2 separate regions of the Homo sapiens genome follow, and region 1 is linked to region 2. Evidence: chromatin loops called from intact Hi-C (ENCODE). Cell type or tissue: A673. All regions are shown on one strand. Each heading gives the region's core, and the rest is flanking DNA. Links, peaks and the distances in the headings are about the cores only. Region 1 has its middle 200 kb from the start of MAOA. Region 2 has its middle 100 kb from the start of MAOA.

What was found. Peaks named below come from ENCODE experiments on the same cell type or tissue, not always from the same donor. Only the 100,000 strongest peaks of a DNase experiment are listed, where the experiment ranks them.
Region 1: a loop joins it to region 2, with 7 times the contacts of the local background. A loop is called at or near these places in 1 of 110 quality-filtered maps.

What each region holds. Positions count from the first base shown.
Region 1 is chrX:43,454,876-43,459,267 of GRCh38, reverse strand. No RefSeq gene overlaps it. Among named protein-coding and RNA genes, the nearest start is that of MAOA, 200 kb to the left of the region's middle. In A673, for the core only: no CTCF peak of the experiment used is centred there; a DNase peak (open chromatin) is centred at 2,167; H3K27ac peaks cover 3,076 bases.
Region 2 is chrX:43,549,222-43,553,613 of GRCh38, reverse strand. No RefSeq gene overlaps it. Among named protein-coding and RNA genes, the nearest start is that of MAOA, 100 kb to the left of the region's middle. In A673, for the core only: no CTCF peak of the experiment used is centred there; a DNase peak (open chromatin) is centred at 1,823; H3K4me3 peaks cover 800 bases; H3K27ac peaks cover 2,897 bases.

The DNA of each region.
Region 1 (4,392 bases), core at 117-4,116, 94 kb after region 2:
TGTCCATTAGCAACAGGAGTACCAGCAGAGGTTCAGAATCCACGGGATTTCCAGATTGTGCCAACAGCATGACAGACTCCAAGAGCATATTGGAGTCAGTGTAAATAGTGGCAGTTTTTCCTTTTGCCAATGTGCAAACTCTAATAACAGCTATAAGTTCAGCAGCCTGGGCTGACTTTATAGTCAGCAAAGAGTATTCCTCAAGCGTTTCATGTGGGGAAACTATGGCATAGCCAGTTATTATGTTTCCCTTAAAATTAAATTTGCAAGAGCCATTACAAAATAGCAGCAAGGCTAGGTTGTCTAAAGGAGAGTCTGAGAGATCCCCTCATGGCTTTGAACCCATTTCTATAGCTGCTAGGCAATCAAGTGGAATGGAATGAGGCTCTTCATCATCAGGGAGGGGTAGGAGTGTAGCAGGATTTAATGTCACAAAGGCATAAGATGATGGAGAGATTGGTTCACAGGGCTTGCTCCTAGGTGCTCTGTCCATGTGTAGAGAGGTGCTGCATCTTAAGAACTTGGAAGAGAGCAGACACAGCATGAGAAACATCGAGGTGGATGGGGGAGCCTAATGTATGGGTGCTGACTTTAGTAATTAGGGCGGCAGCCGCTGCTACTGCATGCAGGCATGGGGGCGTGCCTGCTGCCACAGGATCCCATTGGCATGAGAAATATGCTACAGGTTGTATTTGAGAGGCAAAGGGTTACCTTAGAATACTTGCAGCAACCCCACTATTTTCATGACAATAGAGGTGAAAAGGCTTATCAAAATTAGGTAAGCCAAGAGCAGGGGGTAGGACAATGCTAATTTCAAGGCTTTGAAAGAAGTTAATTTTTCTGAAGGCCACAGAGTGGCCTCTGGAGTGGCATCTAGAAAGAGGGCATAGAGTGGTTTGGCAATAGCCTCAAAATTAGGAATCCATTGCTGACAATAGCCAGCTGCCCCTAGAAACTTACACAGCTGCTTTTTTGTCTTGGGGAAAGGGATGAACAAAATTGACTGGATGCATTTTGGGGTGAACTTCTGAGTGCCCTGAGATCTTTCATGTCCTAAGAAAGTAACCGTTGTTTGCACAAACTGAAGTTTAGACCTGGAGGCTTTATGGCATGGTTCAGTGAGTACTTTTAGTAGACTGAGAGAGTCTGTAGGGGTATCTTCTTTAGTTTGGTTACAAAGCACAAGGTGGAGCGTTGGGTAGAGGCTACAATCCAAGTGGTTTTAAGGATTGGAGAGAATATTGAAGGGTACTCACAATATCCCTAAAGCATGAGAGTCCATGTTAATTGTCTTCCTCTAAATGCAAAGAGAAACTGTGAGTCAGGGTGCAATGGAATCAAAAAGAAAGCTGAGCAGAGGTCAACTACTGTAAACCAGGCTGTATCACCAGGAATTGAGGTAGGGATAGCAGCCAAATTGGGGATTACAAGGTGGTGGGGAATTACAAAGGTGCTTATGGCTCTTATATCTTGCACCAATCAATAGATTTGATTTCCATCTGAATCAAATTTTCCTTCATTCTTTACTGGTAAGATTGGGGTGTTACAGGGTGAAGTGGTAAAAATAAGCATGTCTTATTGCAAAAGGGAGTCTATGATATGTTTGATTCCTTGCTCTGCATCTCATGAGAGGGGACACTGAGCTACTGATGGGAAATATTTGTTCCTTTTCTCTGCAATGCATACAGGTTCTGTACTCAGTAGCAGTCCAATCTCATTTGCATGTGAAGCCTAGGGACTAGCTGGGACATCTTTTAAGATTGCATCTTCTTTAGAGGAATTTAAATCAAGAAGAGTTTCCCTGAGAGAGCAGGAAGCTTGAAGTTTGTTCTGAATGTAGGGAAATAAAAATGCCTTTTTTATTATATTGTATCATAGCACTAAACTTACATAATAAATTTCTACCTAAAAGATTTGCAGGTGAGGAGTCAGAAACTAGAAAGGCACGGTGGGTGTTAAGAGGGCCTAAGGATGTTTGAATGTCCTGAGATATGGGCAGTAAAATAGGTTGCCCAGAGACCCCAGTAGCTTGAATAGAATCAGAGGTAACAAGCAGAGATAATTCCACTGAGCAAATAGTAGAGGAAGTCCTATCAGTGTCAATTAAATCCAGTTCCTGATCCTCTACTTTAAGTTGAATGGTGGGCTTTGGAGTGCAAGGGAGAATCGGCTGACCCCACCAATCAATGGGGTATCGTGCCACAGGAGGGGAAAAATGAGCCTTCTGAGGGTGCTGGGTTTTAGGGAGAGTTCCTTCCTTCCTTCCTTCCTTCCTTCCTTCCTTCCTTCCTTCCTTCCTTCCTTCCTTCCTTCCTTCCTTCCTCTCTCTCTCCTTCCTTCCTTCTTTCCTTCCCTCCTTCCTTCCTTCCCTCCTTCCCTCCTTCCCTCCTTCCTTCCTTCCCTCTCTCTCTCTTTCTTTCTTTTTATAGGACAGCAGTTTTTCCAATGCCCCAGCTTTTTGCAGGATCTGCAAATTTCTGAAGGCAAACTAGAAAAGCCTTGTAGCTGACCAAAGGTATGAGAGGACTTTGAATCATTCTTAGAGGCTTGCCTTTGTTTTTGTAAGAATTCAAGCTCCAAGACAAGAACTGTTGATTTTATTTTTTCCCCTTATTTTCTTGCAAGCTATTTTCAAAGAATTGAGTAGCTGCTTCTATTATAATGCTTAGAGACTGACCAACCGAAACAACTATACTATTTTTGAATTGACTTTTTATATCAGGAAGAAGATTCCCAACCAGAGCAGAAATTCGAAGATTTCTATGCTCTGGAGCTACTGGATCTAATGCCGTATGCCTTTGAAAACCTTGCATAAATTTCTCGACAAATGCCTTGGGGTGCTCACTCTCTTCCTGGATACACAATTTGACCTAGACCAATTCATCTTAGGAGGGAAAGCCTCTAATATTGTCCCTATCAGGCCCTGAATATCAGCATCTTAGCTGAGCTATCTCCTCATTGGCAGGAGGGCCAGGGAGGGGCTCCGGCCATCTGTTCCCTCTGTGGAGGGGGTTTTCCCCAGAGGGCTGTCTGGCCTGTCTGGCCAGTTATTAACTGCAGTATGATCATGAGAGGGAAGTACACCTCTTAGCAGCCAGTCAAGGTTCCTATGAATGGGATTACGGATGGCCACTGATTTCTCCTATTCTTCTCTAAACTTGGTAGGATCTTCTGAAAGTGGAGACAAAATGGCTTTATAATTTAAAAGATCTGTTGCTGTCCAGGAAACAAAAATTCTTTGAGTAGGGGGTCTAAGATACATTCACAGAGAACATTGCGTAGGAAGATTTGGAGCTGATGGAGTCTGATTCCAAGGCCCTGGGAAATAGGAGAGGTTGTAAGGGACAGAAAAAAAGTGAGCCTTGCCGCATGTTCTTGGAATCTGTGCCAGTTTTACTTCTTGGTTGTTAAGTTTTACACAAATGACTGTATGCCTTGGATTTTGAGATCAAGAGGGCTTTTTGTAAATCACCCTGGGAAAAGAAGGTTAAAGAAGGCAGCTGTATATCTAAGGGGCTTTCTGGGGAGGTTGAAGGAGTCAAATAATTTTGTTGAGGAGACAGAATAGGAGGGAGAGGCTGAGGAGATAGGGCTGGATGTTGAGGAGGGGGGTTCAAATCAGGGACCCTGAGATCCAATAGATCCTCTGGTGGGTCAGGGACAGGGAGCTGGGGATAAAGCAGGGTGTAAGTGGGTGGAGAAGGAGGATTTATAGTGGGATCGAGTTTCAATTTGTGTTCTAGGTCTGTTTTTTGCTCTTTAATTTTGTTAAGGGAATTTCTAAGGCTAGCCATAATTTTCTGGGTTCTTCATTCTACCTGATCTTCCCATAAAGGTTGATGTTTTAGAATGAAAGCTCTCTCAAAATTTTTTCAAATATAGTAGTCTTTCTATTTCAAAGGATCTGTCTTTTGGTCATTGACAATTGGGATCTTCATTAGTGTATATATTCCAATGTTCACTTAAGCCTTTTGATGGAGAGACTAGAAGGTAACTTTCCAGGCTTAGAATAAATCTTTACAGGGATGCAAGGGACATTTCTGGAGTGGGCACAGAAGATGCAGCCCCTATGATCTAAAAATTCACTCTCAGAAATAGACTAAGAAAGCAAAGACCTTTGTTGCCACAGGAAATTAAGGAGAGTGTGCAGACGATGTCTCTGGTCTCTCATGGAATGTGAGTCGCCTTTATTTATAAATCCACTAATCTCTGACATCAGGCAGGCAATACTGGGATGGGAGTTTCCCAGCACTGATCCAGACAACAAAAGACTTCATGAGTTGGCCTCTTATAAAACTCCCTGAGAGCTTGGTACATTTGGACAAAGAAAGTGCTGCTTAATATCTTATGTGTCTCAAATCCCCAGTCTTTTCAGACTGGCTGCCTAACACA
Region 2 (4,392 bases), core at 71-4,070:
CTGACAGCCTCCAGCTGCTTCACCTTTGGGATCCACTGCAGTGTTTGAGCGAAGACCATGTTTTTCTCAGGCAGCCCCCGACACAATGACTGAGACTGAGCATGGTGAGGATATACTAGGGCCTAGCCTCTCTGCCCAGTGTGGGCCTCTGCTATTGGACACCCTTTGTTTCTGTGCTGTCTATTGCGTTAACCACATTTGCATTGCATTCTGAGGTTCTGCCTGCCAGATTCTGTCCTCTTCCTTCTTTCCTTTCACGAGTCTGATTTTTTTTTCCTGCAACAAAAGCCACACTCAATCACGAGTCTGATTGGCATCATGATCTTTCTATGACTTTCTATGTCTACTCCTGCTTTCTCTCCAGTCATTTTTCACAGGCATTACTCCCCAATACACATCTTATACTGCTAACTTGTCCTTGATGTCTGCTTACCAGAGGACCTGAACTGATACCATTATACTATGGTAAAAGTCATCTACTTTGTGTACCTGGTAAATAGAGCATGTAGACTGCAGCATAGACAAGAAGGAGAAGAAACTATCAGAAATGAGTAGAGATGAAATAACATCCTTCTGGGAGTAATGGACGGTTACATTTAAACCATCAGTGATTGAAACTAGCAGAACAGTTGAGGGAGACTGTAAAACTTCGGTTGAATAGTTGCCTTGTCCGTGAATGTGTTGCCCCTTTTGTTTGAAGGGTGCTGCTCCAACTTTTCTTTCCAAGGTCAAACCCAACCTCTGACCCTTTTGTTATCAATGCATGCTCTGTCTATGGACTGTGATGTGCATTTGTCTACTACTTTCCACTAACTCTAAGAAGGAGAATCACGTTCATAATTAAAACAGAACATTAACTCATGAGGGAAAGGAGAAAAGCTCCTACCCTACAAGTTTTCTATTTAGAAAAACATACTGCAGATATATAGCATTTCCTAATAATGAGAAGAATCATTCATCTCCTCCACTCTCGAATGGTTATTATTTAGCTGGGAATGAAAACACAAAATAGGTCAAAAGGACATAATCTGCAGCTCCTGCACACAGCAATAAAAATAATATGCTTTGGGTTTTTATAATCATCTTAGGTAGCTACTGACTCATTAAGTATGATATGCCCTACAGGTTGTCCTTACTGACACTGAGCCAGAAGTTATAGCCCCATGCTTAAGTGTTTCACAATTACCTTCCTCAGGATGTTAATTATCAACTTGGATTTCTCTCCTGGATGACTCAGTAGGCTATAATAGCCCTGATGGTAAATACCTATGGCAGGGCTGCAAAGCAATCATCCACATAAAGAGGGACTGGGTCACTAAGATAGTAGAAATGGTCGCATAAATACTATTGCCTGACAGGTCTCAGGGAGGCACTCCCTCCAGCTAAGAGAAGCCGTTTGGCATATTCAGCACAATCTGCTTTACTGAACTAGAATTACAAAGGTCTACCACAGCTGCCTTATCTATAGGAAAATATGTCTTGCAAAAGAACTATTTTCCCTTGAATTCTGCTTCTCTTGCTCGTTCACTCACAGTTTAGTGTGCCAGTTGGGTCCTCCAGGAAACAGAAACTGAGATGGAATCAAAAATGCAAGCAGTTTATTGAGGGGTAAATGTCCGTGTGGAAAACAGAGAGGAGGCAGGATTGGGCAGGCACAGCTTCCAGACTATGATACTGATCCGACTCCTGAAGAAAGAAGGAAAAAAGCAGGACTAGGCAAAAGAGCTTCAGACTGCCATGCAAATATGACAAAATTTTGGCCAACCCAGTGGGGAGCCCCAGAGCAAAGACAGTTCATTAGAGAAGTCCCATGGTGCACAGGAAATGGCAGGGCTCCTGCCGAGCTCAGTCATCAGCTGGGGCTTCCCAGGAAGCATAGCCTTGGCTCAAAAGCTGGAAACTGTCAGCTAACTGCATTTTTTTACAGGGGAATGACAAGTACTTTCTTGGAGGGGGATACGAGTGGTACACCTCCCTGGCTGCTGCATGTCATGTCTTCTTTTTGTGAGTGCAAAGTGGATTCATTTTAGGGTTACCCTTGTGGAATACATAAATGCAAAAAATAACAACAGGTGTTAAATACGATCTTGCAGTCTTAAGGGTCAGGGTTTGAGATAAATGACACCAGGGAGAAGCTGAAGGCCTGGGCCTTTCTCCTTTTCCAGCCTAGTGTTTTGTGACCATCTGTAGTTCTATCACTACCAGTTAGACAACCTTTGGCAAATCTTTCCTAACTTCTCTGAGCCTTGATTTCCTGATGTATGATACAGGAATATCATTGAAAGATAATCGTGAGGGTTAAATGACAGGTTTTAAAAATTCTCTGTGCAAAGCATCTGCCATAAGTTTTTAGTGCATCTTCTTTTTAGGTGAAAGTTGACCTTTAAATTAAGCTCAATTAGCCTGATTAAGACCAGTTTGGGAGCTGGAGGTTCAAGAAGAGGAATGTCTGATTATTTGGGGATTATTAAAGTAAGATGTATTAATTAGTATTCACGTCTTGGGTTTCTTTCATTTGCAGCCCAAAATAAGATGAAGCAAAAGAGGGATTTATTGGCTTATGTAAACTGTCTGTAAGAGAGCCAGATATATTACTGGCTTCAGGAACCAGGAGTTGAAATGCTAGCTGACCCTTACTCTTCTCCTTCCTTCTCTGCTTCTCTCTTTGTTTCAGCTTTGTTCTCTCAGGCTATCTTTCTCCTTAAGGCAAAAATCAAGGCCCATATTTCTCTATTGGTGAAACTGGGAAAGTTACCACATTCATATTCATATATGTGAATCCTGGAGCAGCCAGTGAAATATATTTTCTTAATTCCAATTCAGAAAATCTTGTTATAGGCAATCCTCACGCAAACCAGATAGAATGGAGGAGGGTGGAGAAGTTTATCAAAAGAATGTTTTACCCAGAGCACTTTCTTCAAGATCATCACCCCAATCTAGAGATCTCTGCTATACTGTGTCATCAGCCCTCTTTCTTTTTCCATTTAATCTTTAGCAATGAGCTGTAGATTTCATGGTGGTGAGGGGACACATTTGTACTAGAAGATATTATGTGATCGATAATAGTCTTGTCTCTTTTTTTGAGACATAGTCTTGCTCTGTCGCCCAGGCTGGAGTGTAGTAGCACAATCTTGGCTCACTTCAACCTCTGCCTCCTGGTGCCTCAGCCTCCCTAGTAGCTGGGACTACAGACATGCGCCACCACGCCTGACTAATTTTTGTATTTTTAGTAGAGACAGGGTTTCACCATGTTGGCCAGGCTGATCTCGAACTCCTGACCTCAAGCGATCCACCCACTTCAGCCTCCCAAAGTGCTCAGATTACAGGTGTGAGCCACCATGCCCAGCCATCTTGTCTTATTAAGAAAAAAATTTTTCTTAATTTCTTACTGTATATTTTTTTCTCCCATAATTTTATTTCATTTTAATAGAAAGGCTGGAACTTAATTATCTGATGATATCTTAGGTAAGGTTACCCCAAAAGCCGACCCTGAGGCAAGGATTTGAGTAGCAGTACTTTGTTCAGGAGATTATATCAGTAGTTATGGATAAGGGACTGGAAAGGTAAGATGAACATGAAATGAGAGCAGATTACTTATCTGCGAGCACCTGGGCCTCACTTCTGTTGGAGGACTCTGGAAGATAGTTTTCTACATTCAGGGGGAAGAAGGTGAAAATGTTTGTCCGCCAAACTCTCTGAGTGATTGACTGAAATCTACTTCTGAGAATGCTGACTCTCTGATACTTCTAGCCTGCCCCAGCATGATGAATGAGAGGGTAGCAGCAGCCAGAGAAACCCCTCAGGCACAGAGTTACAAGTACCTTCAGTTGGTAGCTGTTGGATTGGCAGGTACTAGAATAGTAAATAATTGTCTATTGTTGCATAATAAATTACTTCCACATTTTGTGGGATAATAATGTTTCTAAGCCATTGTTTCTGTGTATCAGGAAATCAGCTTAACTGGGTGGTTCTGGATCAAGGTTTCCCATAAAGTTACATTCAAGATGTCAGCCAGGCTGCAGTCATCTGAAGGCTTGACGGGGGCTGGAGGATCCACTTCCAAGATGCATGGCTGTTGGCAGAAGGGCTCAGTTCTTTGCTGGCTGTTAGGAAGAGGCCCCATGTTCTTACCATGTGGGCCCCTCATTAGGGCTACTTGAGTATTCTCAAGATATAGCAACTGATTTCTTCAGAGTGAGCAACACAAGACAGAGCACAAGGAGAAAACCACAATGCCTTTTATAACCTAGTATTGACAGTCACACACCGTTACCTAGTCCTGCCATATTCTATTTTGGTAAGAAGGAAATCACTAATTCCAATGCACACACTCAAGGGGAACTTTATCATCACCTTTTGAAAGGAGGTATGTCAAAGAATTTGTGGACTTAT